Regions from separate parts of the Mus musculus genome. Here all the other regions are linked to region 1. The links are chromatin loops, found by intact Hi-C in ENCODE. Cell type or tissue: gastrocnemius. All regions are shown on one strand. Each heading gives the region's core, and the rest is flanking DNA. Links, peaks and the distances in the headings are about the cores only. Region 1 holds the start of Rab13 (RAB13, member RAS oncogene family). Region 2 holds the start of Dennd4b (DENN/MADD domain containing 4B). Region 3 holds the start of Npr1 (natriuretic peptide receptor 1).

Evidence for each region. A loop is a pair of places that touch in the nucleus more often than their neighbours do. Peaks named below come from ENCODE experiments on the same cell type or tissue, not always from the same donor. Only the 100,000 strongest peaks of a DNase experiment are listed, where the experiment ranks them.
Region 2: a loop joins it to region 1, with 2.1 times the contacts of the local background. A loop is called at or near these places in 10 of 42 quality-filtered maps.
Region 3: it touches region 1 in a loop (4-fold over the local background); 5 of 42 quality-filtered maps call a loop at or near these places.

Annotation. Positions count from the first base shown.
Region 1 is chr3:90,214,991-90,224,711 of GRCm38, forward strand. It overlaps Rab13 (RAB13, member RAS oncogene family), which reads left to right and starts at 5,794. Exons shown (of 8, transcript NM_026677.4): 1 at 5,794-6,032; 2 at 7,247-7,307; 3 at 8,537-8,597; 4 at 8,800-8,877; 5 at 9,504-9,593; 6 at 9,712-9,721. The coding sequence starts at 5,909. In gastrocnemius, for the core only: a CTCF peak has its summit at 5,381 (motif pointing right); DNase peaks (open chromatin) are centred at 5,375 and 5,815; H3K4me3 peaks cover 1,749 bases; H3K27ac peaks cover 3,242 bases.
Region 2 is chr3:90,259,720-90,269,440 of GRCm38, forward strand. Crtc2 (CREB regulated transcription coactivator 2) reads left to right here. Exons shown (of 14, transcript NM_028881.3): 8 at 44-108; 9 at 235-284; 10 at 407-651; 11 at 978-1,384; 12 at 2,732-2,995; 13 at 3,452-3,638; 14 at 3,761-4,406. The coding sequence ends at 3,981. Dennd4b (DENN/MADD domain containing 4B) reads left to right here and starts at 5,516. Exons shown (of 28, transcript NM_001356483.1): 1 at 5,516-5,842; 2 at 7,694-8,033; 3 at 8,524-8,776; 4 at 9,029-9,098; 5 at 9,269-9,438; 6 at 9,515-9,721. The coding sequence starts at 7,717. In gastrocnemius, for the core only: a CTCF peak has its summit at 5,385 (motif pointing right); DNase peaks (open chromatin) are centred at 5,398, 6,097 and 6,861; H3K4me3 peaks cover 3,319 bases; H3K27ac peaks cover 4,631 bases.
Region 3 is chr3:90,461,270-90,470,990 of GRCm38, forward strand. Npr1 (natriuretic peptide receptor 1) reads right to left here and starts at 4,597. Exons shown (of 22, transcript NM_008727.5): 1 at 3,526-4,597; 2 at 2,542-2,741; 3 at 1,866-1,979; 4 at 1,299-1,434; 5 at 897-988; 6 at 96-231. The coding sequence starts at 4,234. In gastrocnemius, for the core only: a CTCF peak has its summit at 5,397 (motif pointing left); DNase peaks (open chromatin) are centred at 3,559, 3,903, 4,307, 4,608 and 3 more places; H3K4me3 peaks cover 4,938 bases; H3K27ac peaks cover 3,888 bases.

The DNA of each region.
Region 1 (9,721 bases), core at 1,084-9,083:
CTACACAGAGAAACCCTGTCTCAAAAAAAAAAAAAAAAAAAAAAAAAGAAAGAAAGAAATTCATTCCTTTTCCTAGACTGAAAATAATTTCTTATAATACTTGTACATCTGCAATTTATCATGTGAGCAGAAGTATGAAAATGCAGGGGATGAGGGGGGAGGCAGGGACAGGGTTTCTCTGTGTAGCCTTGGCTGTCCTGGAGCTCACTCTGTAGACCAGTCTGGCCTTGAAATCAGAGATCCGCCTGCCTCTGCCTCCCGAGTGCTGACTCTAGTATGCCTGTACCACCAAGCTTTTTTGTTTGTTTTGAAGAAAGGGTCTTGGCCTCTGGCAGTAGTGGTGCACTCCTTTAATCCCATAACTTAGGAGGCAAGGCAGATCGGTGAATTTGAAGCCTCCCTGGTCTACAGAGAGAATTCCAGGACAGGCAGTCATCTACCCTAGTGGTTCTCAATCTTCCTTTTGCTTTAATACAGTTCCTCCATATTGTGGTTGCCCCAACCATAAAATTATTTCTGTTGCTACTTCATAACTGTAATTTTATTACTGTTGTAAATTGTAAGAATCCGTGTTTTCCAATGGTCTTCCATGACCCCTGTAAAAGGTCATTTGACGCCCCACAGGTGGTCACGAAAACCTCTACAGTAGGTACACTGAGCTTCATCCTGAGCTCTTAGTCGTTTGTTTTCCTTATGTCCTGAGTATTCAATTCAGGGCATTAGGCTTGGTGGCAAATGCCTTTTTACACTCACTGAGCCATGCTACCAACTTCTCCCTGCATGCACCCCCACCTTTTGTTTTTGGTTGGTTAATTTTGCTTTTTTGCTTGAAGTTAGGGTCTCTCTCTACAGAGCCTTGGCTATCCTGGACCTCACTGTGTAGACTAGGCTAGCCTCAAACTCACAGAAATCCACCTGCCTTGGTCTCCTGAGAGCTGGAATCCAAGGTGCACACCACTGTGCCCAGCTTTTTTTTTTTTCCTCTTTTTTTTTTAAAGATTTATTTATTTTATGTATATGAATGCTCCATCTGTATGTACAACTACACGCCAGAAGAGGGCATCATCTCATTACAGATGGCTGTGAGCTACCATGTGATTGCTGGGAATTGAACTCAGGACCTCTGGAAGAGCAGCCAGTGCTCTTCACCATTGAGCCATTTCTCTAGCCCCCAGCTTTTCTTTTTAAAAGTCATTTTCATATATGTATATAATACACTCTGGTCACACCACACCACTGTCTCTCCACAATGCTCCTCAGAACTCCTTCCTTTCCCATCCTGTCTTTTGGTTTTGTTTTTTTGATGCCCTGAGTTTAACCACAGCTGCCACCAGGGGCATGGTGGTAAAGCTGTCCATTAGACTCAGGTAACTCACTGGTGGCTGACCACTAAAGACAATAACATCTACTCTCCAGAGACCCATCAACTACTAATATCAGTCAAAGGGCTGGTTGCTTATTCTTTTTTTTTTTTTTTTTTTTTTCTTCGAGACAGGGTTTCTCTGTGTAGCTCTGGCTGTCCTGGAACTCACTCTGTAGACCAGGCTGGCCTCGAACTCAGAAATCCACCTGCCTCTGCCTCCCAAGTGCTGGGATTAAAGGCGTGCGCCACCACGCCCGGCTTTTGGTTGCTTATTCTTATTACTTATTTGAGACAAGCTCCCACTATGTATACCTGGCTGGCCTGGAACTTGTTATGTAGGCCAAGCTATCCTGGAACTCCTAGAGATCCTTCTGCCTCTGGAGTGCTGAGTATCAGGTCATAAGGAAAACTCCCAGTTCCCCAGATTCCAGAAGGCAGGCCAGATACCCAGAAATAGGCTCAACCCGGAATGTATGTTGAGGGATTTCTGGTGGCTAGTTAAAAGCCAGCATTCCTCAGGAAGTTGTAAAACTGGTTCCCTACCAAAAAGAGTCATTTCCCTTACCTCTGGCAAAAGGGACATGGGCTGCCTATTGGACCTCTCAGGATATCAGTTCAAGCTGGCCTCCAGGCTCTCACCATCACAAGTATGCATTGCACAAGTCCACACGCACCCTAGCCTTTCCCACCTCCTCCTCCACCCTAAACTCCCTCCAGCTCTGGGCTTCCCTTCCCCAACTACTCATCCTTCTTAGGCCAGGCTATGCTCACTTCTCTCTGTCTCCTGCTAGTCTCCCCTCTCTCACAGATAGCCTTGGCCATGTTTGCTCTACTTCTTTCTCTTTTTGCTTTGGACTCTTCCCAATGCTTCTGGCTGCTTTCTCTCATATCTACAGTAAAGACTTTCCCCTTAACCATTCCATGGAGCTGTCGTGTCAGTTTATACACTGGGTTTAAAGGTGTGTGCTATATAACACTCTCCACCTCACCCCAACATAGATTTTGACAGGATCCATTCTAGTTTCTTCTGTTGCTGTGATAAACATCCTAGCCAAAAGCAACTTGGTGAGGAAATGGAATTATCTGGCTTATAGGTTACAGTCCATTATTGAGGGAACTAAAGGCAGAAATTGAAACAGAAGCCAAGGAATACCACTGCCTTACTCCCAGGCTCACATTCAGCTCCTTATACAGCAGCCCCACCTGTCCAGGTATGGTAGCTCCCATATATAGGGCTAGGCTCTCTGACCTCAATTAGCAATAGAGAAATGCCTGGGGCTGGAGAGAGATGTCTCTGAGGTTAGCATCACTGGCTGCTCTTCCCTACTAGGGTAGGGGTTTGATTCTTAGCACCTACATAGTGGCTAGCAACCATGAAGGTTCACAACTGTCTGTAATCTGTAACTCCAGTTTCAGAAGATCCAACACCACCTTCTGGCCTCCCAAGGACACCTGGCATGTATATGCTACACGTACAAGCATGCACGGGCAAAATACACACACATACACACACACACACACACACACACACAGAGAGAGAGAGAGAGAGAGAGAGAGAGAGAGAGAGATCCTGTCTAAATGTTTTAAAAATAATAATAAAGAAAATTCCCCCATAGATAAGTCTACAGGCCAATCCAATGGTGATAATTCCTCAAGTTTCCTCCTCCCAGGTATGTCAAGTTGGCAACCAAGATTAGCAATCACAAGGTCTCCTGGTTGGCTTGCAACTCCCAACCAAGAGTAGGCTGACCTTAGTCATGCTTCTGTCTGACTTTCATTTTGCTTCTGTCTCCCGTGTGCTGGGACTGCAAATCCACCCTACCTGGACATCAGTGTGAGTTAGAGGTCAGGATTAGTCACTGAGGAAAACCAGAAAAGATTCAAGTCTGTGCTATAGCTTGAAATGCAATGAGCCCTGAGGGAATAAATAGAAGGGAATTGAAGCTCAATAGAATAGTACTTTGCCTAGTGTGCACAAAGCTCTGGGTTTGACCAATTCCCAACACCATTGAAAAAATAGAATAGTCAGATTGGTGTATTGAAGCAGGCACAGTGGTACCCGTGGATGCTGGTAGTTCTAGCTACTGAAGGGCTGAGTCCACATGATTACATGAGCCTCAAATTTGAGACTGATCTGGGCAATACAGACAGACCTTGCCTCAAATTAATGGTGAGATGGCTCTGGAGAAGTTTAGTTAAGCATCCTTCAGCATGTCCTCTGACTGCCACACTTTCACCATGGCATGGGTTGTTGGCAGTTCCTCTACGCTCCACCCCACAGTTACCTGGCAATAGCCAGGTGTGCCTGACTCAATATAAAAGGGGCTGCTTGCCCCCTCCTCACTCTCTTGCTCTCTCTTCTTGCTCTTGTTCCCTTACCCTCTTCTTCCTCTCTCCCCATTCCACTCCCCCCTCTCCATGTGCTCATGGCTTGCCTCTACTCTTCTACTTTCTCTCTCTCTCTCTCTCTCTCTCTCTCTCTCTCTCTCTCTCTCTCTCTCTCTCTCTCTCTCTCCCCTTAAGCTCCCTCCCAATACCCTGAATAAACTCTGTTCTATACTATACCATCGCATGGTGTGGCTGGTACCTCAGGGGGAAGGGATGCCTCAGCATGGGCTGGCAGAGGTACTCCCCTCCACCCACACCTTACTGCGTCTCCACAAAACATATCTCTGGTCTCTTTCTTTTTATAAAACACAACATTATGTGTGTGTACACATACAAATAAATGTAATGAATTAATTAATTAATAAAATAAACTGAATAGTTATTTGTGTGTGGTAGTTAATATGGATTGTCAACTTGACAGGATCTAGCATCACCTAGGTATCCAATGGCTGGCCATGTCTGGAGGAAAGTTCTAGATTGGATTATTTGAGGTGGGAAAAGCCTACCTGACAATGAGGACCACCATTCACTCTCCCGAATAAAAAAGGAGAGTGAGGTGAGCACCAGCATTCGTCTCTCTCCTTGAGTTTGGATGGAAAGCGACCAGATGCCCCATGCTCCTCCTGTCATGACAGAACTGCCTTCTGTAAGCCTCTCTCATAAGTTGTTTTGTCAAGTATTTTGTGTGTGTGTGTTGGGGGGGGGGGGAGTAACTGATACATTGTATTTGTGAGAGGACAAATGGAAACATAGATTATGGCAAACATAATGTAACAAATAAAGGGCTGGTGAGATGCCTCAGCGGGTAAGAGCACCCAACTGTTCTTCCAAAGGTCCTGAGTTCAAATCCCAGCAACCACATGGTGGTTCACAACCATCCATAAGGAGATCTGACTCCCTCTTCTGGAGTGTCTGAAGACAGCTACAGTGTACTTACATATAATAAATAAATAAATCTTTAAAAACAAACAAACAAACAAATAAAGACACTTTCCCACAGCCAGGACTCATCTGTTAGAAAAGCCTTTTCCTTTTTCCTTTTTTTTTTTTTTTTTTTTTTTTTTTGTTTTTTTCGAGACAGGGTTTCTCTGTATAGCCCTGGCTGTCCTGGAACTCACTTTGTAAACCAGGCTGGCCTCAAACTCAGAAATCGGCCTGCCTCTGCCTCTGCCTCCCAAGTGCTGGGATTAAAGGCATGCGCCACCACGCCCGGCTCTTTCTTTTTCTAACGGGACTGGAAAGATGATAAGAGCTGGCTGCTCTTGTAGTGGATCTGGGTTCAGTTCCCAGCAGGCACATGACAGCACCTCTAGACACTCCAGTTTCAGGGGATCGTTGCTGTCTTGTAGCCTCTGCAGGCATGCTAGTCATATAGTGAATAAACACATGTAGGCAAAACACTCGCTATAAAGAAAGTAAGTAAATAAAGATGAAAAGCTGGGCATGGTGGCTCCACAGTACTAATCTTCATACTTGAGGGGTAGAGGCAATAGGATTACCAGGCCTTGGGGTGCAGGTTGTGCTACTGAATTCAAGGCTCGCTCCAGATTGTGACTCGGCTCTGTGTGTTTTGAGTGTAATTGATGAGGCTGATTTTTATCGTTTTAGTTCTTCACTGTGCTCCACCAGGGGGCAGATTGATCCACCATACTAACCTCCTAACCCGCTTCTTTTCAAAGGGAATTGGGATTCGTAGTCTTAAGTAATGCATTGTTGACAGAAAATCCTAGGACATTTATCATAAACTCAAAAGCCTTTGAATAGCGCCTCAGCTTTTTACCAATTTCCAGTTACCACCCCTATCTTCACCATTGGTAAAATTCTTTCCCTCTTCCCCTAATCTCTTTGAAATTCTTTCCAATTCGGTCAAAAGAGAGGAAAGACAGCTAGCCAAAGGCAATGGGAAGGGCTAGGGAAACTGGCCCTCCGAGGCTGGGGAGGCAGCGCCCGGACTGCTGGAGCTGGACAGGCCTCTCCACTGGCGAAGAGGGGTGGAGCCGAGAGCAGGGCCGCCTCTCTTCTTTTCCCGGGGCCTGGGCGGAGAGGGAGGAAAACTTCCTGGCTGGGACTCCGGCGGTTTCTGCCTGCCAACCCTCGGATCCCGCCTACCAGTGTTGGCTCTTCCCGACCCCTCCCCCGGCGCCCCCAGTGTCCGCCATGGCCAAAGCCTACGACCACCTCTTCAAGTTGCTGCTCATCGGGGACTCGGGGGTGGGCAAGACTTGTCTGATCATTCGCTTTGCAGAGGACAACTTCAACAGCACTTACATCTCTACCATCGGTGAGCCCACAGGCTGTATCCCAGACCCCAGACCCACCCCACCCCCGCCCACCCTCATACACCGGCTCCTGAAAGACTAAGGAACCTACTTTTTTGATCCCCTTAGAGAAAAACACTAATTTCCAGTCTGTCGACCCCTGCCCCAGACCCATCCTCCATAATGTCCCTGAATAACACTCAAAACCTCAAACCTTTTTGAGGTTTCCAGATAGTCCCAGTTGCTGCCACCCACTCCGTCTCTTGGTACTGTCTCCCTAGTCTCTCCAAATCCACACAGGTTATCGTCATTTCCATCTGCTTCCTTCTTTACCCCATCACTGCACCTAGACGCTCTAGATCCACTCTTCACAATTTCTCTTTTCCCTGCTTCCCAATTGTGTTGGCCTCTTACTGACCTACTGGCTTCAAACTTCCCGCAGGATCTGCCCCACCTTCAAATCATCTTTTTAGCCTCCCTACCCTCAGCAAGGTACTGCAGAGTGTGGCTGGGTGTGCTGTGGGAGTGAGGATGGTGGATGCCAGGGGACTTTGGGGTCTCTGAGTAAGCTTCTGCACCATCCTTCTCTCTGGAGCCTCCTAAGTGGCTGGGAGACTTCCAGTAAGAAGAATCTCCTTTCCCCCTCCCCTCCCCTCTTTATCTTTCTTCATCTCTTGACTGAGAATCTTATCTCCTCTAGTGACAAAAAGGAAACTTTCTCTCTCTCTCCCTCCCTCCCTCTCTTCCTCCCTCCCTCTCTTCCTCCCTCCCTCTCCTAATTCTCCAGAGGATTCTTAGAGAGCTTCTTCCCCCCCCCCCCCCCCCACTTCCAAGCTTAGCTCACTAGTTAATTCACATAGGCTCAATCAGCTGCCCTCTCATTCCTCTCTACCCTTAAGGGCTAGCAGGGCGGTGGAGGACCAGTAGTGTATTTTGGGGGAGGAGGGGGAAGAGGGATGGGAAGGTGAGGTAGAGATGGAAGGGAAAGTTGTCAGATGGCATGCTTTTAACCCAGCTGAAGAGTTTCATAGCTTTTCTCCAAAACGTCATGAAATCTGAGGAGACACAGTATGCTTACCATAGGAATAAAGCTGTGGAAAAGCTCTCCCTCCTGGCTACACATCCAGCAAGGTCACTACCTCGAGTACCTGAGTACCAGCAGTTACTGGTGCAGCCCCCACTCTCCCCCACCATACTTTCCACACATGCTTACCTGTCTTCACACCCTTCACCCCAGGAATTGATTTCAAGATCCGAACCGTGGACATAGAGGGGAAGAGGATCAAACTGCAAGTGTGGTGAGTGAGCTGCCCAGTCCCCAGCCAGATTGCCCTTTGACCCCAACCCTCCCCCACACACCCCTCCCCCTTCATTTCTTCTTCCTTACCTTTTCTCTCTTCAGTTTAGTTTGTGGTTTGGGGGTGTTTTGTTTTGTTTTGTTTTTTAGACAAAGTCTCATGCAGCCCAGGAGGGCCTGGAACTCAGCTGAGAAAGAAAGCCCTTTCTTTCGGTGTCCTGTGTCCTGGTGTTACAGGCATGTGGCACCATGTTAGTCTTTCTGTTTTGCTTTCTTTCCTTTACACCCCCCCCCCCCCAGTCCAGTACATCTCCTAATTTATCCATTTTGCTTAGTCAGCTATCAGCTGGCCTTGCATCTCTCTTCCTGGTGGCCCACTTTCAGTTTGTTTGTGTCTTTTCCTCACCCAGAGCATTCTCTGGACTTGAAAACAAATGTCTTTCGAGCTACGATGTAGAAACAGGTTCTAAGTGATTAAAAGACAAGTTGCAGAATTACAAATTTGACTTCCAGTCTATTGCTCTCAATAAATTTTAGAGAGCAACCTGGGTGTAAACGCTGACATGCTTTGAGACCCAGCACTCTAGAAACAGAGGCAAGTGATCTCTGGGAGTTTGAGGTCAGCCTGGTCTACAGGGTGTGTTCTAGAACAGCCAGGGCTATGTAGAGAGACCCTATTTGAAACACACACAATAATAAATGTAAAAGTTCTCTCCAGCACAGGTCACATACAGAGGTGTAGCCTGACTGTCTCAAGGAGGCTGGAGACACCACGGGCACTGAGGCACTATGAGGTTTTTCTGAAGCATTCTTGTGTGACAGATAAGCAGCAGCAGATAGGGTCTCAACCCTGGTGCTGCCACTTCCCTTCTGCATGACCTTCATTAGTTACCCAGCCTCCCTCCGCACATTTGCTGCATTTATAAAAACTGGGGACAGTGAGCCATGCCTCACAATGATACAGTGAGGGCCAGCTAGGATGACACACACATAAAGTGATACTTAAGACGGCACTTGGCATCTCTGAGTAAACAGGAGACATCCTGTTTCCCAGGCCTGGAACCTCTGAATAGCAACCCAACTGTCCTTCTCCTGTTCCCCTTCACGGTTTCCTGAGTCTTTTCCTTTTAGCCTCCACCTCCAGTGTTGCAAAAGTTGAGTCCTTAGGAAAAGACTCCCCCCTTGGAGACTTCTTGCTTCTATCTCACTCTGTGAAAACTTTTGCTTCAGGGACACGGCTGGCCAAGAACGATTCAAGACAATAACTACCGCCTATTACCGTGGAGCCATGGTATGAGGTGTGGGTCCAGACATGGGCTAAAGTCATAGCTTCATGAGCACAGAGGGTTGTGAGCATGCAGGGATGAAGAAGGAGGGCACAGAGCACATAACAGAGAGCCCCATGTAGCTTGTGCTTAGACCCACGGACCAGACTTAGATGGTCACTTAGAGGTCAACAGATATGGTCCAAGGTGAACTTTACTATCCCTTAGGGCATTATCCTCGTATATGACATCACAGATGAGAAATCCTTCGAGAATATTCAGAACTGGATGAAAAGCATCAAAGAGGTAAGATGCCTCCAAAAGAAATAGGGGAACAAAGTAGCCCGTGTTAGAATGGGCAGACTTCAGGTTTAATTTTATGTGTGTGGGTGTTTTGCCTGCGTGTACATCTGTGCCAAGAGCCTGGTGATGCCCTCAGAAGTCAGAAGAGGGTAGTGGACTCCTGGGACTGGAGTGACAGATGGTTTTGAGCCACCAGTTGAACCCAGGTTCTCTGGAAGAACACCCAGTGCTCCTAACTGTTGAGCCTTCTCCTGCCCCAAACTCTCCTTTGGTTTTTTTGTTTGCTTGTTCGTTTGGGTTTTTTTGTTTGTTTGTTTGTTTGTTTGTTTGTTTGAGACAGGGTTTCTCTGTGTAGCCCTGACTATCCTGGAACTCACTCTGCAGACCAGGCTGACCTCGAACTCAGAAATCAGCCTGCCTCTGCCTCCCAAGTGCTGGGATTAAAGGCATGTGCCACCACTGCCTGGTTTGTTTTTGTTTTCTTCTTGAAACAGGGTCTCTCACTCTGTAGTAGCCCCAGCTGGTGTGAAACTTAATGTGTAACCCAAACAGGTCTTGAGCTCACAGCAATCCTCCTGCCTCAGCTTTCTAAAGAAAGCCCTACCTTCTGCTTGTTTTGCTGCCTTCAGAATGCCTCTGCGGGAGTGGAGCGCCTCCTGCTGGGAAACAAGTGTGACATGGAGGCCAAGCGGCAGGTGCAGAGAGAGCAGGCGGAGAAGGTGAGTGAGGCGGGGCTGTTGGCTGCAGGGCTGGGAGGCCCGAGTGAGGAGGAGGCATCGCTGAGTGCTTCGCTTCTGCCTTTATCCAGCACTCTCCTTCCTACCTCATCCCCTACAGTTGGCTCGAG
Region 2 (9,721 bases), core at 836-8,835, 44 kb after region 1:
GATTCTTCTCCAGCTTTGCCCTCACCAGTCTTTCTCTTTCAAGTCCCTGCTATTGAGGAGAACGTGGTAGATGACAAGCATCTGCTGAAACCTTGGGATGCTAAGAAGGTAGGTATGGGCTGCCGGGTGGGTGTCCTCCTCTATCTCTCTGCTCTCCTCCTTCCCTGAGACAGCCCTTCCAGGGCTCCCACTGAGATCTGTCCTCATTTCTAACCCCCTTCCTTCTCTTCTCAGCTGTCCTCATCTTCCTCTCGACCTCGATCCTGTGAAGTCCCTGGAATCAAGTAAGCAGCCCTGTAAAGCTGGAGTGAGATGGAGGGGAGAAAGGAAGCCGATAGAAAGACTGATTTCTGCTCTTCTCTGACCACTTTCTCTTTACCTGTCTTTCTTCTTCTGTCTTCCCTAGCATCTTTCCATCTCCTGACCAGCCTGCTAATGTGCCTGTCCTCCCACCTGCCATGAACACAGGAGGCTCCCTACCTGACCTCACCAACCTACACTTCCCTCCTCCACTGCCCACACCCCTGGACCCTGAGGAGACAGTCTATCCCAGCCTGAGTGGGGGCAACAGTACCACCAATTTGACCCATACTATGACCCATTTGGGCATCAGTGGAGGTCTGGGCTTGGGCCCCAGCTATGATGTACCAGGTGAGTGGCTACCTTATCCTGGTTATGTTACCACAAGGTATTGAGAGGCTAGAATGGTGCCTGGGATCCTGTGACTGCCCACAGACCCTGCACCTCATATCTCCTCATTGTAATTCTCACCAAGCAAGAATGAGTAGGTGTGGCTTTTCCTAGAAAAAAAGACGGACAATAACCCCCAAATGAGTAGTGCCGATCTCATGGTCAGGGACAGAGTAGGGAGGACCTTTGTCGCCATAGTCTGGTCACTGCTACCCATTCTGGTCGGAAAGGGGTTTGAGTTCCCATCGGTAATGTTGGCATCTCTGGTTTTTTGTCTGTGTCTGCAGGACTTCACTCACCTCTTAGCCACCCATCCCTGCAGTCCTCCCTAAGCAATCCCAACCTCCAGGCTTCCCTAAGTAGTCCTCAACCCCAGCTCCAGGGCTCCCATAGTCACCCATCACTGCCTGCCTCCTCCTTGGCCCACCATGCACTGCCCACCACCTCCCTGGGCCACCCGTCACTTAGTGCCCCAGCCCTTTCCTCCTCCTCTTCCTCTTCGTCCACTTCATCTCCTGTCCTGAGTGCTCCCCCTTACCCAGCTTCTACTCCTGGGGCCTCTCCCCGCCACCGTCGTGTGCCCCTCAGCCCCCTGAGCTTGCCCGCGGGCCCAGCCGACGCCAGAAGGTCCCAACAGCAGCTGCCCAAACAGTTTTCGCCAACAATGTCACCCACCTTGTCTTCCATCACTCAGGTATGCGTGGCCACCTTCCCTCCATATGTCTCCCTTCTCCTTCCCGTGCCTGCCCCTGTCTCATCCATCCCCTTCCGTTCCTCTGCCCTGTCCCAACCCATCTTGTATCTCTCTTTCCCTTCTTCGCTTAAGAGTACAAGCTCTGCCATTACACCTTTTGGTTTCACATCATAGTTCTGCCTCTTGATACTTGGCTTTGTTCACGTTATTGAACTTCTCTGAGCCTCAGCAGTTTCATGGTTTTGTGAACATCGGATGCAGTAACATACACTGAGTATTCGGCATCGGGCATAGCACAGGTGCCAGTGTAGCTTATCCATTGGCCTGTCTTTGTTCTTATCCTTCCTTTGCCAGTTCCGCTCATCCCCCATCACTTCTGTTCTGGCTCATCCCTCTCCTATTTCCCCTACGTCAGTGGAACTCATAGAGCCCGAGAGTCTCAGACCACAGAGCTCAGTCCTTTCACTCTGTATAAGTGAAAAACTTGGTGCCTGAACTGAAAGTAATTTCCCAACATTTGCGCAAATGGTGGAGATGGTGTCTCATGTAGTTCATCTGGCCTTGAACTCAGGATATAGTTGAGGCTGACCTGGAGCATCTGATCCTTGCTGCATCTGCCTCCTAAGAGCTTGGACTACAGGCATGAGCTACCTTGCCTAGCTTTCTTTTCCTTTTTCTTTTCAGACTTGCCTCCGTGCTAAAGTTTTCAAATCTTTCTCCTGTTCTTCCTTCCCCTTATTCTTTTCCTCCTCTCTGCCGTCCTCTGCCCTACTCCATGGCTGTTTCCTGGATGTATGTTCTGTGTTCCATCTGTACCCTCTCCTGTAGGGAAGCCATGCCAGGGAGGGCACTTCTCCTTCCACATCTCCTCTACTTCTTCCTCTCCTCCCCTCTGGTCCGTGAAGCCCCTCCAGGGCTTCAGAACAGTAGTGGTCATCCTCCCTGTGGCATTAACAGTCAGTCTCTAGTGAGCTGTCACAAGGAACCAGTTACTGATACCAGGTACCGGGGATTAGGAACAGTCACTTACGGAACGGGTTTAAGATTAACCTTGCTGGGCTTAGCCTCACTGAGCACCTACATTTTAATAGGCATTTTGTGTAATTTCCACCAACCCCAGAGATGTGCGTGGAAGCCTAGGGTGGTGTTGGCTTGGGGGAGAGTGGGGAGACAAGCAGAGGCAGTGCTCTTGCCTCCAGAGTGCTGAGGTTACAGGGGCCGCACCAGTACACATGGCTTGGAGCATTGTTATGTTTGTATTGAGGACAGGTACAGCTTACAAGGTGGGGAACTCTTAAGAGTTCTTTTGGGGGATCACACTAAAGAATAAATTTTCTCCCTTTTCAGGGCGTTCCCTTGGATACCAGTAAATTGCCTACTGACCAGCGATTGCCCCCATACCCATATAGCCCCCCAAGTCTAGTTATACCCACCCATCCACCCACCCCAAAGTCTCTACAGCAGTTGCCCTCTCAGGCCTGCTTAGTGCAGCCCTCAGGTGGACAGCCTCCAGGCAGGCAGCCACATTATGGGGCACTGTACCCACCTGGGTCCAGTGGACATGGGCAACAGCCTTACCACCGCCCAATAAATGACTTCAGCTTGGGGAATGTGAGTATGCAAACTCATAGTTCTGAAATGGGGGATGGGGGTGGGCTGAGGGTGGGTCAGTTACTTGAGTGGTCACTGGTATGCTGAATTGGGAGATATGGGTGGACCTCTTTTTCCCCTAGGTAACATAGCAATGCCAGCTTGGGGCTCCTGTCTTCCTGTGTTTGACCCCTACTCCTGCCCCTCTGTTTCTGCTCAGCTTGCTCTTTGATGACTCCTGCCTTGACCCGTTCTCTTCCTGGCATGCACATGCTCTGGCCCAGCAGGTACGGTGCCCACACTTTCTTCGGGCCCCGTGCTCGCTTCTGTTGGCTCTGCTTGCTATCACCTCCTTCTGTCTTTGCCTCTCTTCCTGGGTGGATGGGGCTTGCTAGGCAAAGGGGACATATCAGCAGAGCTAGGCAGGACACCCTGTTCTGAAGCCCACTTCCTTAAGGTCTGTCTGTGTGTCCCTAGCTGGAGCAATTCAACATGGAGAGCCCATCAACCAGCCTGGTGCTGGATCCCCCTGCCTTTTCTGAAGGTCCTGGATTTTTAGGGAGTGAGGGATCAATGAGTGGCCCCCAGGACCCTCACGTCCTCAACCACCAGAACTTGACCCACTGTTCCCGCCATGGCTCAGGACCTAATATCATACTCACAGGTAAGGGAGTGTGGGTGCTGGTGGAGACTGGCAGGAAGAGTTGACAGCCTCACTGCTGTGATAGGAGCTTGAGGGGTCTGGAGGTGTGGCCTGAGATCCTTACCCACCTCTTGTACACACAGGAGACTCTTCCCCAGGTTTCTCTAAGGAGATTGCAGCAGCCCTGGCTGGAGTGCCTGGCTTTGAGGTGTCAGCATCTGGGTTGGAGCTGGGCCTGGGGCTAGAAGATGAGCTGCGCATGGAGCCACTGGGCCTGGAAGGACTAACTATGCTGAGTGACCCCTGTGCCCTGCTGCCTGACCCTGCTGTGGAGGACTCATTCCGTAGTGATCGGCTACAGTGAGGGGACCTCACTGCCATCCTTCTTCATGGCCCTGTCCCATCAGTCTTCATCCCTTCCCCCTGGCCAGTAGAGACTACTCTCTGCCCCCAGATCCTTTTTCTAATATGAATGAAGGATCCTAAAACTGAGGAAAGGGAAGGGGCTTGGCCAGGTGGCCCCTGAATGCTGTATGTCTGGTGGGCTTGGGGGAATTCAAGGGAGGGCCTAAAAGCACTTGTAACTTTGAAAACCGTCTGTCTGGAGGTCAGAGCCTGTTGGGAAGCAAGGTGTAGAGGGAAATCTTGGAGAGAGGGCTTGTCCAGAAGGGATGGGCACTACCAGCCCCTCCCTATTTCTCTTCCCCTTGCAATGGAAGAGAGAGCCAGAATGGATATTATTTTTTATTAAATATATTATATGTTAATAAAAAATCCTATTAAACCTTTTGTGTGCTTGGCTATTTGGTACATGGCTGGGGACCTAAGGAGGTTTGGTGCCATAGGTTCTTTTGTGTTGCATTTTTGTTTGTTTGTTTTTTGACAGGATTTCTCTTACATAGGGCAGACTACCTAGAAGTCACACGTGCCCGTTGGCACCTTGGCTTCCTTAGTGCTAGGGCTACGGGTGTGCGTTAATCCTCTCAGAACTTTTGTGCTTGTGCGGAAGCACCATTCTCAGATTTAGGTCCCAAACTGGATGTATCCTAAAGCCTATACAGACTTCACCGAGGCAGCAGGAAGTCACCTTATGTGCCCTTGTTTGTTTAAGGCCCTGCCTGCTGCAGCATCAGGGGATGGGGCACCGTGACTAGCCTGACAAGTTACTCTTCTGAAGCCCTGGGTAAGGAGAGGCTGTTGTCCCAAGTCACAGTTGTTTCTGTTAGAAAATCCTCCCCTCTCCTGGAGGAGGCTATTGCCAGTGTTGATGCTTCTAGAGAGAAGTAAGCAGGCCTAGCTGGCTTACTTGGTTTATGTTTGGGGGACCTAAGCAATCTCATGTTCTGAGGACTGTATGTCGATTCATCCATTTCACTGCTCCATTTGGGTTTAACGCAATAGATCCTTGGGAGACAACCATGTTCCACGAAGGCTTTGTTAGACTTCACCCAGCATAGTGAAAGGAGTGCTACACCTCCACTATTCGGCTTCATGCCTTTCTTCCTCTTTTTCAATGTTCTTGTCATTTCTCGAAAGAAGAACTGAGAGTTTCTGGCTCTGGCCAGTGGGTTCTAAACGTGGAAGTGGGGAGTCACCTGGGTTTCCCAGGTCTAGGTCTTCAGGGCCTTCGCTGTGGCACAGTGGCCACATCTGACGGTAGGGCAGGACAGGAGCACCGACTCTGACTTCGGGGCCATCTGGGGTCAGTGTCTTGCTTTTTCCTCCGGGTGGTGGGAATCCGCTTGGTTGCAGGGGGCCCTCCCAGCCACCAGGGGTCGCACTGCAGGCGGCAGGGTGTTGGGCCGGCGCTAGCCAGGGTCACGGCCGCAGGCCCGGGTGTGTGGGGGGGGGCAGAATAGCGGAGGCGCCCGCGGCTCCTGGGGGGGTGGGGGGCGGGTATGAGTGGAGAAAGCAGGGCGCGTTGAAGAGCTTGGGGTCCCCAGCAACGTGGGAGCCGGGAGGACCGCGCGGCTGGAACTAGCGGTGTGGTGTGGCAGCAGTCCCCGCGTGGCGCAGCGCGCGGGGACGCTGGGACCGCCCAGATCTTCTTCCACCGTGCCCGGCGCCCTCGGCTGCTGCTTCTTCCTTCAGCCCGGGCGCGAGCGGCTCCTAAGTCGAGTGCGCCATGTCCGGGGCTGGATAGCAGCCCAGCCGCCCGCCGGCCCGCCAGCCCGCCCTCAGAGCCACCCGCCAGCGGGCCGGCTGGGGAGTCCCAGGGCAGGCAGGTAGGGGCCGGACCGGGCGGGGCGGCGGGCGGGTTAGGGCGGGCGGAGGGCGGGCGGCTCCAGGGACTGTCCCCAGCTGTTCTACGCTGCGCATCTGGTTCCGCTTCCTCCCTCCCAGAGAAGTGAAAGTGGAGGGGAGGGCGCAACCCAGAGCTAGCTAGCTGTGCTCGACATCCTACAACCTGGAGCTCCCGCGGGCGCTCAAGCCAGAGCACCCCTCCTTCCCGCCTGGGTCACGCGGCTGCTGGCGCTGCTGCCGTCACGTCCTCGGCAGTCCCCGCGCGCGCTTCTCTCGGCCCTCCGGCCTCTTGCTCAGCCACCTCCCCCGCGCCGCGCCCTCTGCCCTAGCCCCGACTTCCCGTCATTCGGCATGTGGGCGTTGGGACCCAAAGTGGCTCCAGTGCCGTTGTTTTCCCCCAAGGGAGAAGGGGCTGCATTCTATAGGACTCTTCCCTGGCTGGATAAGGGAAGGCCTGGACACACAAGTCCTGTTGATCCGGGACCACCCACTTGCCTATAGAGGGTCTCATCTAACGGCTTTTGCCTACTGTCTGGAGCACAGAACTACTATTGGCCTGCAGTGGATGAGAGAGTGAGCTGTGTCCTGGAGTTAAATCAGGAGGCTGACGCTGACTCCTGGCTTCACCTCTCAGATGTAGAGAAGCTCAAGCTAAATTTAGCTTGAGTTGGGGCATGTGTGTCCAGAGGCCAGGTTGAGAAGACAGTCGGTTTGGCTCTAGTTCTCTGAGGAAGAGCGGGAGGTTAAATAGACTGTGCATCCTGGAGACACTAAAAGCTTCCCTGCCTTGCACAGGACCCTTAGTGGGAGGTCTGCGTTGGTCTGATGCTGTGCTGGCACCTTAAACAGTACTATCCCCCCCGCCCCCCCAGCGATACCACACACCCATAGGCTGACTTATGCTGAGCTAGCGACAGCTTCCCCTTCGCAGCCATTTCAGGAAGTAGCCTCCCTTCCCCTCTGAAGCACTCTCTCAGCCTCTAGCCCCTTGCAAGCTACCCGCCAGGCTTCTTCCCACCTTCAGCACCCTGGGGCACCTCAGGACTCTTGGGGCTTCCACTCCCCAGGGTCAGGCCATGGAGGCAGGTGAGATAAGTTACCAATAGGCTGTTGTGGCCCCGATTCTGTCTTGGGCTGGGTGGCGCGGGCATGGCATGACTGGAGCTGACTCCTACAGTCCCTTTGTGCCTAACTACAGACACCTAAGGATCCTGGAGATGGGAAAGTCCTGGTTGCTTGGCCAACTAGGTAAAGTTAAGCTAGGGAAAAAAAAGGATACTTGAAATCTGATGAGCAGAAGCTAAATCTTGGGTTTTGTAAGCCTTCCTAGGCATCTGTAAAGTCTTCTAGAAATGAAAGGATGGGTGCTTTAAGAACATTAGCTGCATCGGAAGGTTCTTGTGGTGTTGCTACAAGAGCAGAGACCTTTGACAAAGCAAAAGTTGGTGTAATGTGGTAGCCAGAGTGAATGATGTCATTGCAGGCCATTACAGAAAATACTGTGTTCTCTGAGACGTAATTGTAGCGGGCAAGGAGAGGCAGGCCTTTAAAGGAATAGGTGAGGAATATGTCAGTTGTGTGTTGTAGAGTGGAGTTTGGGTTCTTTGGGAAAAAAGGGCTGATGTCACTAAGAAGGAAGGACCTAGTGGTCTCTAAGGAGCTGTGGTGGAATATGAGAGTTTGGTGATGTCACAGGTGGAAGAATTCAAGATTGGCTGATCATTTATCCTTTCCTTAGAAGAACTAGGAAGAAGAAGGGGGGGTGTCCACTATCGTTGCCATGGGAACATTATCCTCTCTTGCTCCATCTCTTCCTCGATTGACCATTCCAGATGCAGTGAGTGAAGCAGAGGCCATGGCAGAGGAGCGGCCTCCCCGGTTGGTGGATTACTTTGTGGTGGCTGGGCTTGCAGGAAATGGAGCGCCTATACCTGAGGAGAAGTGGGTTCCCGAGCCTACCGGGCCCCTGCGCCCTCCCCGGCCAGCTGAACCTATTACAGATGTGGCAGTCATCGCTAGGGCACTGGGCGAGGAGGTGCCCCAGGGCTATACATGCATTCAGACTTCTGCGGGTGGCCACCCCTTGGAGCTCAGTGCTGGGCTCCTGGGTGGAACTCAACCAGTCATCTGCTACCGCAGGGGGCGTGACAAGCCCCCCCTCGTTGAGCTGGGGTACGTACCCCTATCCACGCTGGCACTAGAGGAAGCTGGGAGGGACCTTTGAATGAGCTAGAAGAGGTAGGGATATGGGTCAAGAGGAGGAATGTGGGGACCACAGCGGAATAGGCTAGAGGTCAAGAGAATGGGCTCACTGCCTTTGCTGCGGTCAACGTTTCCTCATCTGCAAAATGAGGATAGTGGCTCCTCTCTGGCTGGCTCAGAATATTAAATGAAGTAACCCGTGTGAGGAACTTTGAACTTTGCAGAGCCTGTTGGTTCTGAGTGCTTACTCTTGAGAGCTATGGAAGGTATGGGTTGAAGGGATGGTTACTGACTGAAGGGATCCTAGAGCACAGACCTAAGTAGGAAGTGGTGGGCTATACTACCAGGGTTTGACAAGGCTAAGAGAGCATGGCAGGTTTAGGAGACCAGGTAGGAAGATCCAGCAGGATCCAAGACTCTTTCTATCCTAACCCCTTGATGTCTCTACCCTCTGTGCCAGGGTGTTATATGAAGGGAAGGAACGACCCAAGCTTGGGTTCCAAGTGCTTGACACGACACCGTATAGCCACTCAGCCAATCTGGCCCCTCCAGGCCCCGGGCACCCCCGCACCTACCTCATGTATCGGCGGGCAGCAGAAGGGGCAGGGCTGCATGCCCTGGGCATCACTGACCTCTGCCTGGTTCTGCCCAGCAAGGGTGAGGGTACTCCTCATACTTACTGCCGGCTACCCCGCAACCTCAACCCTGGCATGGTGAGTGGTGCTGAGGTATTGAGAGCTGAAACCTGAAGAACTAGTGTAAGGGTATGGACATGGGGCGGCACAAAGGGTATTTGGGGGCCGAGGCCATTGACACCAGGCCAGATCAGAAGTGACTTGGTGGGAGGACTGGAATTAGGAACATCTTTGAAGACAAAAGATAACTAAAGGGAAGTAGAGAGAAGATGAATCCAGAAACCGATGTTAGTGATGTGTCTGCTTATCTCTTGTCATTTCTGGGGACAGTGGGGCCCAGCAGTGTACCTGTGCTACAAGGTAGGCCTGGCCAAGGCCAACACACTGGTGTATGAGGCAGGTGAGTGGCTTCTTTTTATGTCCTACCCTTTGACCCTCTGGCAACTTCAGTGACCCTAGAACTTACATCTCTTTGCCACTTAGCCCTTCTTTGGGATACTCGAGTTTCTTTACCTGGAATCAAATGGACCTTTCGCTCTAATATGTACTCTTAATCCTGCTGGGGTATAGAGCTGCTGGGCCGCTACCCAGAGGAAGACAATGAGGCGTTTCCGCTGCCCGAGTCAGTCCCTGTCTTCTGTCTGCCCATGGGGGCCACTATTGAGTGCTGGCCTGCCCAGACCAAGTACCCAGTACCTGTCTTCTCCACCTTTGTGCTCACAGGCGCTGCTGGTGATAAGGTGGGTGTGTGGAGTGTGATAAGGGGTCCACATAATGCAGAGGGGGCCCCTCTGATTATCCCTATATCCCCACCAGGTGTATGGTGCTGCTTTGCAGTTCTATGAAGCGTTCCCGAGGGCCAGGCTGTCAGAGAGGCAGGCACGGGCACTGGGCCTGATGAGTGCCGTGGAACGGGGCCGGGCGCTGGGAGGCCGAGCTGTGCGCAGCCGACGAGCCATAGCTGTGCTGTCCCGCTGGCCTGCCTTCCCAGCCTTCCGAGCCTTCCTCACCTTCCTTTACCGA
Region 3 (9,721 bases), core at 827-8,826, 250 kb after region 1:
GGGCAGTCAAGTCCGGAGCCAAGAAGCCTCTGTTTAACTCCCCTGGGGAGGAGGCAGTGGCTCCACATAGGATTCTGGAATCATGGGCCTGTCACCTTGGTTGCAGGCTGGGTCCTCATTGTCAAAGCCACATTTAGGGATGTCAGGAGGTGGGTATCCCAGAGGCCAGTATAATCTGTGTTCTGACACAGCCATCAGCTCCTGGGAAGTACCATTAAAGTTCAGGACAACCTGAGGGAGAACGGGGGAGGTGGGAGGTAAGTGCCTGTAGCCTCCTGTACCATCCTGCCTCCTGCTTGCCCGTCTACTTCCAGGACCCTCATCTGGGCTACCAAGTACTCACTAGGTTCCTGCTGTGACTATCCATGAGTCTTCAAACCCATGCCCATGGCATTATGGGGCAAAACCCTTGAACACTCAAAGGCTTTGCAGCAAAACACCCATAGGGAACCCCATTGGAAATCCCTTTATTCAAGAAGTTGGAATTGGTTGCAAGACAGAAATAATTCCAGGCCTAATCCCTATATGTCCCCTCCGGAAGGCCTTCACTGGTAGATTTGAATCTTGGTGGCTTTGACCCCTGTCCCTTCCTGTCCTTGCTACATTTACACAGCTGTACACATGCATTCTGCTAGGATAGGGTCCCACCTGTCTTAGGAACTCAAGAGACTGACTCTATATTCCTTCTTCAGACCTGGGGTTCTGTGAGGGAGGAAGTCTGTGCATCTCATCATTTTGCTCCCAGACTGAGGAGTTCAGCCTGCCCTATTTAGTATCTCATAGCTGTCCAAAGAATAAGCAGATACCGGGAGGGGCTGTGGGGTGGACTGTGGGGTTAGGAGAATGAGTCACCATTCTTGCTAGGCATTGTCTCCTTGGTGTAGGTGTGAACTTACCCTGAAGGCACCTGTCTCGGGGTCCATATCCCAGAGGGAGAAATCAGTGTCCCGATCTCCATTTCTATCAATTTTCAGGTATCCTGTCACACCTAGGGCCATAGGGGGGTGAAGGCTGTGTTTTGAAATAATGGAGGCTCAGAGATGCCTCACTTCATCCCACCCCCTCCTCCATCCCTCCGCCCCGATTTCCAGAGATGTAGACACTAGTGTGGATGTCTGCACGGTGGTGAAAAGGACAACTGTGCATGCATGCAGACTCAGCATGCAGAATTTTTATGAAACTTAGGAGACAGAGCTGGGTAACAGGCTTCTTCTCCTGCTGGGACAACCGGGGGGAGGGGGCTCCGATCTCACCTCCAGCCCCAAAGCAGCCCATTCCACTTAATTCTAGGCCCTGACCTTGGAAGCTTCGGTTCCACATCCGCTGAGTGATGTTCTCTCCATCAGTGACAGTGCCCCCCTGTGCCAGAGTCTCTGTCACTGCCTGGACATAGAGCAGGAGCCCGTCATGGAAGGATGCTGGGATGATATTTTTCTGTAGAAGCAAGCAGAGCTCAGGCAGGGCAGATAGATAAAGGGCTCAGAGTGACAAAGTGCAGCGCTGTGGGCAGGGAACTGGGTTGAGGGGGGCGGTAGTGAGAGCTTGTAAGGAGATAGAGAAAACAACCATAGTCCACACAGATACTTTGTACCTCTAATTCTCCCGACTCTGAGCCATGCTAGGCAGATAGGGCAGGATATGCCACATGCATTTCCCTGAGGAGGACTTTAGGTTCAAGGGTTAATTTTGCCACTGCTCCCCCTCCACCGTCAGGAGAGATACAGATAATAGGCAGGGAGAAAGGGGAGACTGGATGCTGGGATGCCTGAGAGAGCAGGCTAGAGTAACAGAGAGCCATGAATTAGGGTCTGGAGAGGCGCACTGGAGGAGCCTAGGACCCTCCCTCTGCCCTCCCACCCCCCTACCAGGCCATCCTCCATGGTGAAGTTGAATTTCTTGTCAGCCAAGAGTTTTAGCTGCTTCAGGAATTCCAAGTACTCAGGATTATCGGGTTCTTTGTAAGTAATAATTTTGGCAGCCTAAGGAAGGAATCATTGAAAAGAGGAATGGTAGGAGCTGACTCCAGTCCTTCCTGTATCCTGGAGTCATCTGGGGTCCCATCTCCCAGACCAGCCTGTTTAGGTTGGGATCAAGTTGAATGGCAGAAGCAAGAGAATCTTTGAGTTTGAGGCCAGCCTGGTCTGGATAGGTTCCAGAACAACCAGGAAAACACAGAGAGATTCTGACTCAAACAAAACAAAACAACAACAAAACAAACAAAAAACAAAATAAATAATAAATGAGACAAAGATCGAATGGAGCCCTGTGTCCTGCATGAGACGGCCCCTGTGCTTGAGCAAAAGGATTCAAGCGCTGTCTGGTCCATGGGTCTTCAGTATCCTCCTGCTTCAGGCCTATGAAATTATCTGTTTAGCCTCCGGACTCTGAAGTCCCTAAATCTCATGAAGTGCATGGTTCAGCTCTAAGACTATCAAAAACCCGTTTTCTGGAATTATTTCAGATACATAGGGGCAAAGTGCCCAGAAATGATGTTTCAATAGCTCAGAGTCCTACACCTGGGCTCCAAATCTCAGCACTCACCTGAAAGGCCTGGCGGGCTCTCCTATCCTGCCCATCGTCTCTTTCCCAGGGCTTCCTGGGAACAGGGCCCTGAGCACCCTGAAGGCTTTGCCCAAACACATCCAGGTGGAAGAAAACATAGTCCTCCCCAGTCAGGCCAGCATCCAGGGCCAAAAGCATCAGATTCCTGAAGGCATCCGGAGAACTGCAGATGTAGATAACTGAAGGAAAAGGAGGAAGAAGAGGGGAAGGCAGAGGAGGGGAAAGAGAGAGGAGAGAGAAAAAGGGGAGGGAGAGAGAGAGAGAGAGAGAGAGAGAGAGAACCACATGAATGAACACACAACACACAAAGTACTACAAAGGAGGGAATTCTGATTTGTAGTCTCTAAAGGATAGCAACTCCTGGCTCAGTCTTGGGCCTTGTCAAGAGAATGTGAAAGGTGGGAGAAGGAGGTATGAGGGATAGGAAGAGAGAGGAATGGGAGGAAGAAAGAGAAGGTGGGGCAAGGTGTGTGTGTGTGTGTGTGTGTGTGTGTGTGTGTGTGTATGTGTGTCTGTACATCTGTGTGAGTGTGTGTGTGTGTGTGTGTGGGGGGAGACGAGGACCAAGACTGCAGGAAGAATCAGAGAATAACCAGCCAGAGAAGGGACATGAGAGCTCGAGAGCTCATGTGGGAGCAATAGAAGTAACTGGAGGAAGAACGTGGTAAGTTAGAGGGAAAACAGCACGGAGAAGAGCCAGGAAGCTGAGGGCGCAGTAGAACTAGGCCCTTCAGCGCTTAAGTCAAGAAAGTCCGCAGCAGGAAGGTCACGGGAGACAGGAGGGGAGGGGGAGAGGGAAGGAATGCAAACCCGGCGCAGAGAGAAAGAACTAGAAACTCTGAGGTAGGAGTTGGGCAAGACTCTAAGAGGAGGAAGCCTGGCCCCCAGAGGCGGAATGCCAGGCTGTGGACTGGCCGGAGATCAGGCCGCGCGAGCCAGCCGTCTGGTGGGTGCCAGCCTCACCTCTGCCCTTGCGCTGCACGGTCCGCAGTAGCTTGGTGTAGTGGTCCGGGTCGCCCTCGACGAACTCCTGGTGATTTACTGTGATGTTGAGTCGCTCACGCACCCGCATGTACAGCCCCTCCACTATGAAGAAGCACGGCCGGTCGTCGCCCAGCCGATCTGCATAGAGCACAAGCGCCTGGTGCTCCCAGCCCAGCCGTCGATGCAGCGCCGTCACGAAGTCGCCCAGCTTGACATGGCTGGGTCCTGTGCGGGTGGTTAACGCGTACTCATCCTTCACCCCGATGCCCAGAGCCGGGGCGCCAGCCGTCAGCAGCGGCACCCGCCAGTGCGCGGTGAAGCGTCCCACCGGGGCAGCAGAGTATACGCAGCCGGGGCCCAGGAACACCGCGGGGCTGTGCTCCCACTTGAGATCCACCGCGGCCAGCGGTGCAGCGGTGTCGGAGCAGACGCCCGCCGCGTTCTCGCTGCTGCCCAGCACCATACGGACCGTCCAACCCGGCAGCAAGTCCGGCCGAGCCTTCACCCTCCCGAGAGCCAGTTCCACCGCCGGCCCTACACGCGCCCAAGACCACGGGTACGAGGTGTTGGTCAGCGGCAGCACCACGGCCACGGTCAGGTCGCTCGCGTGGCCGCTTCGGAGCAGCAGCAGCGGCGGTAGCAGCAGCAGCGCCCTTAGGCGCGGACGGACGCGTCGGGAACCCGGCATGGCCTCAGCGAGCGCAGCGACGGAGCAGCGCTGTCACCATGGTCTGATCGCCGTCCTCGGGCTCAGAGGCGAGGGTCGGGAGTCAAGAGCGCCCGAGCCGTAGCGAGGGAGGGGGCTGGGTTGAAGCCGCAGCGGCGAGAGCAAGCTGCCTGCCGAGGCTGCGACTGTCCCGCCGTCGAGCAGGAGCGCGGAATTGGGAGCGTCCGAGAGCGGAGGGTGCTTTAGAGCAGGTGAGAGCGAGCGCAGCACCCGAAGGGAGTCCGTGGAGAGCGAGAGAACGAGAGGGCGATCTAAGAAGAGCGAGGGGAGCGGGTGCGCCAGCGAGGAAAGGGGAGTGTGCGCTCGCGCTTGCCCCAGGAGTATGCCAGAAGGGGCGTCCGGCTGGCCCAAGTCTCCGGCCGTTCCGGAGGCGGGCGGGGGCGGGGTGGGGGGGGGGTGGGGGGGACGGGACCACAAGGTCCCGAGCCAGGCAGCGAATCCTCCCCTCCCAGATTCGGCGACAAGAGAGCCGGGGGAGCCAATCCCGGTCCTTTAACTCCTTCCTCCCAGCCCTGACTATGGCTGGTTCCCACCCTCGCGTGCGCCAGTTATTGCTGACCCTCTTCCCGCCGCGCTGTCCCTGCGCAAGGTTTCCCTCCCTTGGCAGCACCCGCGGGCGGGGCGCCTAGGCCGCGGGGGAACCAGGACTGAGGAAGGGTGTGAGGAAGCTGCCCCCCCTCGCCCCCTCCTATACCCCCCTTTTCTACCTGGCTCCTAGGGAAGAGGAAAGTAGAGGTTTGTTTGGATCTTGGCCGGGAAAGGTGTGTGTGGCTATAGGAGTTTGGGAGGGTTTCTGGAAAAGGCAATCAAGTAGAGGCGAGCCAGAGTCCGGGTTACCCAGTCCATCAATGAGTACCTCCCCTTTCTTCTTCGCCGCCTCCCAGATCCCGCAGATTAACAGAGCAAGATGACCAGGTGGGAGGGTGGAGTTAACTCTTTAGTTCCCCAAATAATGATGGAAACTGGGGAGAGAGAGTGGGTGGCTAGAGAAGAGATGTAACCTCGTGTGAGTGTTTTGTGTGGAAGATCATTAAAATAGGACTGTGAAGTTCTGGTTGGAAATGACCACGGGAAGAATAAATGAAGGAGCGAGTCTTTGGGACGGAACGCCATGGGATTAGTCTGCCCTCTAATGGTTATCCGCATTCATTAACCGTATTGCGCCATCAACTTCGCCAGCCTTGAGCCCGAACAGGATCTTAAGGTCAGCAAACATTTCAAGAGGACCAGCTGTGTCAAGTGCCAGTTAAATGCTGACGGCATAACGATGAAATATATAATATTATTATATATGTTTTGAGGACAAATAACCATAACACAATATACTTTAAGCACTGGAAAAAGAGACAGGGATATGCCCAGAGACCGAGATGAGAGCTATTAATTCTACCTGGATTGGAGCCAGGAAAACTTCCAAAGAGAGAAAAACTCACCGAGGGTCAAAGGATAAAAAAGGGTACTTGGGGCTGGAGATATAGTTCAATAGTTAAGAACGTTTATTGCCCTTCCAGAGAACCAGAGTTCCGTTCCCAGCACCTACATCAAGTGGCTCATAACCATTATTCCAGCATTCCAGCTCCAGGGGAACCTCTGGGGATCTCTCTCTCTCTCTCTCTCTCTCTCTCTCACACACACACACACACACACACATACATCTGGCATACAAACACATATGTATGATTTAAAATAAATCTAGTTAAGAAAGGAAAGAAAAAGGTATTATGTGGAGAAAGCAAACTGTTGAAGTCTATTTTCTATACATGAAGAGTTAGGATTTTTTATGGAGGCAGACTTGCAGTCTCTTTGTTTTATTTAATTATCTTTGTCCATACTAATTTTTATTTATTTATTTATTTATTTATTTTATTTATTTATTTATTTTTGGTTTTTCGAGACAGGGTTTCTCTGTGTAGCCCTGGCTGTCCTGGAACTCACTCTGTAGACCAGGCTGGCCTCGAACTCAGAAATCTGCCTGCCTCTGCCTCCTGAGTGCTGGGATCAAAGGCGAGCGCCACCACTGTTTGGCCTTAAGTAGTTTTTCTTACATATTAAGACTCTGTGAGTATATCCATCTAAATGGAAAGCCAGAGGCATAGGGTCCCCTGGAGCTGGAGTCCCAGGCCGTTGTCAGCCATGCTCCCAGGTGCTGGGAACAGAACTGAAGCCTGCAGAGGTGAGTCCTCCTGACTACTGGGCCCTTCTCTAAGCCCCTGATTTAAAAAAAAGAAAATTTGTGTGTGTGTGTGTGTGTGTGTGTGTGTGTGTGTGCGCGCGCGCGCAAGTACCTTTAGAGGCCTGAAGAGGGCTTTTGATCTCTTAGAGCTTGAATTTCAAACAGTCGTGAACCACCCCACACAGATGTTGGAACCTAACTTGGACAAGTCCTCTGTAACTGCAGCAAGCTCTCTTCTCCACTGAGCCATTTCTCTATCCCCCCTGCTTTTCCTGAGATATTGAAAAGCTAGCCACATAGGCCCCATGTCCCTTACAGCACCATCAATGGGAGCAAGTGCCCATGGCCTCCCTGCTGAATCATCACGGTTTCTACCCACATTACCACAAGTGCAGTATCTGACTGCTATAGGAGGCTGCATTGTTAACCCTGAGCTGGGAAGTGGGAATGACTGAGTGGGAAGTAGGCCAGAGGAAATGAGGTCAGTAAAGCTTTTGTGTGACAGGTGCTTGTTATGTGGTAGGAAGCAGAGTAGAGTCCCCATGTAGCGGCGCATGGGGGATGGAAGCTGTTTTGTAAACAGGGTCAGTGGGACTCTGAGGAGAGAAGAGACATTGACCTCTTTAGTCGATAAACTAAAACAAGAGGTTTGGGTGGATGGTAATTTATTGAATATGCAGTGCCTATAGATACCAAGTAGAGGTTCCCATATGCTTCTGGTAACGCTGGAGTTTGGGAGCAATGACTGGATTAGAAACATCGTTAGGTCATTGAATTCTTGTCAGTATGGTGGACTAAATCTGGAGCTGCAAATAGCTAAAATGTTGGTTGAATTATTTTTTAAAGAGTTATTGTTATATGTAAGTACATTGTAGCTGTCTTCAGACACATGGGAAGAGGGCGTCAGATCTCATTATGGATGGTTGTGAGCTGGGATTTGAAGTCAGGACCTTTGGAAGAGCAGTCAGTGCTCTTCCCGCTGAGCCATCTCTTCAGCCCGAATTATCTTTTAAAGGTAAGCGAAGATAATCTACTCAGGAAGCTTTTAGTGGCTGTTGGTTGGAGGTAAAGTTCTAGGGATAAGGCCTGGGGCTGCAGTGGAAAGAACAGATGATCAGTATTCCCTTCTTCCTTCCTCCCTTCCCCTTCAACAGCATTCACACCGCCCTTCCAACATGTCTTCAGGGTAGCAGTGCCCTCATGGACCTCAGAAGTCCCTCCTTCCTGTATCCCCTCATCCACATGCCAGTGAACAAAGGTACGCTTTGCACACATCAGGTCAAACTTGTGGTCTGGGTGATCCCAGGCCTCAGCAATGACACCAGTGCTGTTCAGCATGCACACAGCTCACTGTGGCTGGTCCGGGTTTCTTCCTCTGGGAGAGGTGTGTGCCAGCCTTGAGGCCATTGGAGTATGAGACTACAAACTACATGCTGTACATGGTCTCAATGGTGGCAGACCGAACATTGACATCTTTAGGAACCACATCACCAGACCATGTCAAGCATCAAACCTCCGTGTTTACTATGGTGAGGTGACTTTTTAATCATATGATTGGCTAGCTCAATGTAAGTACTTGTGATCTTTGCAGAAGAACCTGGGTCCTGATAGGCTTTCTCAGCAGAGTAGACGGGCATATGTAGGAAGGTGGAAATGGAAGTCTATCAAATGGAAGGAGGACAGTGATAGAAGATAGAAACTGCCTACGGTGACAATTGAGGTTAATGTAGGTTGGGTGTTCAATATTAGGGTTTCTATGACAGATGTCATAGACGGTCTCATTGTCTACCATGAAAATACAGTCAGAGGGCCGCAAGATAGTGACGGTGGAGTTGTAGGGTTCAAAGACAGCCGTGAAAACTCGGGGCTGGCTAAGTGAGGAACTCCAGCTGTAATCAGCATGGAGACGTTTAGCATCAAGGAGAACCTAGAACCATTTTCCTACCAAAGGTATGGAAAAACAGGACTTGAGCCCCTGCTAGTCAGCCCGTAAATCCCATCTAAGTCAGAGTCATTGATCTCATCGTCCATGGGTAGTCCTTCTTGGCATAGTTACTGGCAGCATTTCCCTTGCCTATAATGAACTGCTCATGATGGGAAAGCTGGAGGTGTGTCAGTACAAACTCCATCTTTAAAAAAAATTTTTTTTTTATTAGAACACACATGATATGCACTTACTGATAAGTGGATATTAGTCCAGAAACTCAGAATACCCAAGATACAATTTAAAAAACACATGAAACTCAAGAAGAAGGAAGACCAAAGTGTGGATACTTCTATCCTTCTTAGAAGGGGGAACAAAATACCCATGGAAGGAGTTACAGAGACAAAGTTCGGAGCAGAGACTGAAGGAAAGACCATCCAGAGACTGCCCCACATGGGGACCCATCCCATATACAATCACCAAACTCAGACACTATTGTGGATGCCAACAAGATTTTGCTGACAGGAGCCTGATATAGTGGTCTCCTGAGAGGCTCTGCCAGTGCCTGACAAATACAGAAGTGGATGCTCACAGTCATCCATTGGATGGAGCACAGGGTTTCCAATGAAGGAGCTAGAGAAAGTACTCAAGGAGCTGAAAGGTTTTGCAGCCCTATAGGAGGACCAACAATAAGAACTAACCAGTACCCTGAGAGATCCCTGGGACTAAACCACCAATCAAAGAAAGCACATGGTGGTCTCTAGCTGCTTATGTAACAGAGGATGGCCTAGTCATCCATCAATGGGAGGAGAGGCCCTTGGTCTTGCCAAAGTTCTATGCCAAAGTACAGGGTAATGCCAGGGCCAGGAAGTGGGAGTGGGTGGGTTGGGAAGCAGGGGGTGGGGGGAGGGAATAGGGGATTTTCGCAGAGGAAACTAGGAAAGAGGATAACATTTGAAATGTAAATAAAGAAAATATCTAATTAAAAAAAATAAAAAGATTTATTTATTTATTCATATGAGTGCTCTATTTGCATGTATGCCTGCATGACAGAAAAGGCCATCAAATCCCATTATAGATAGTTGTGAGCCACCATGTGGGTGCTGGGAATGAACTTGGAACCTCTGGAAGAGTAGACAGTACTCCTAATCACTGAGCCAGCTCTCCAACCTGTGGGTCTCATCTTTAATAACTGTTGTCAGCACACACTTGTCAGCACCTGTCTCACTAAATGAGATATTGAAGAAGTCATCTCCTCCTAATGGTCTTGTCACTTAGCATTTGCTCATCATACTGGTCTCTATGGATACAGATGTACTCCTGCAAGGTGCTACAGGTTAGGAGTCAACAG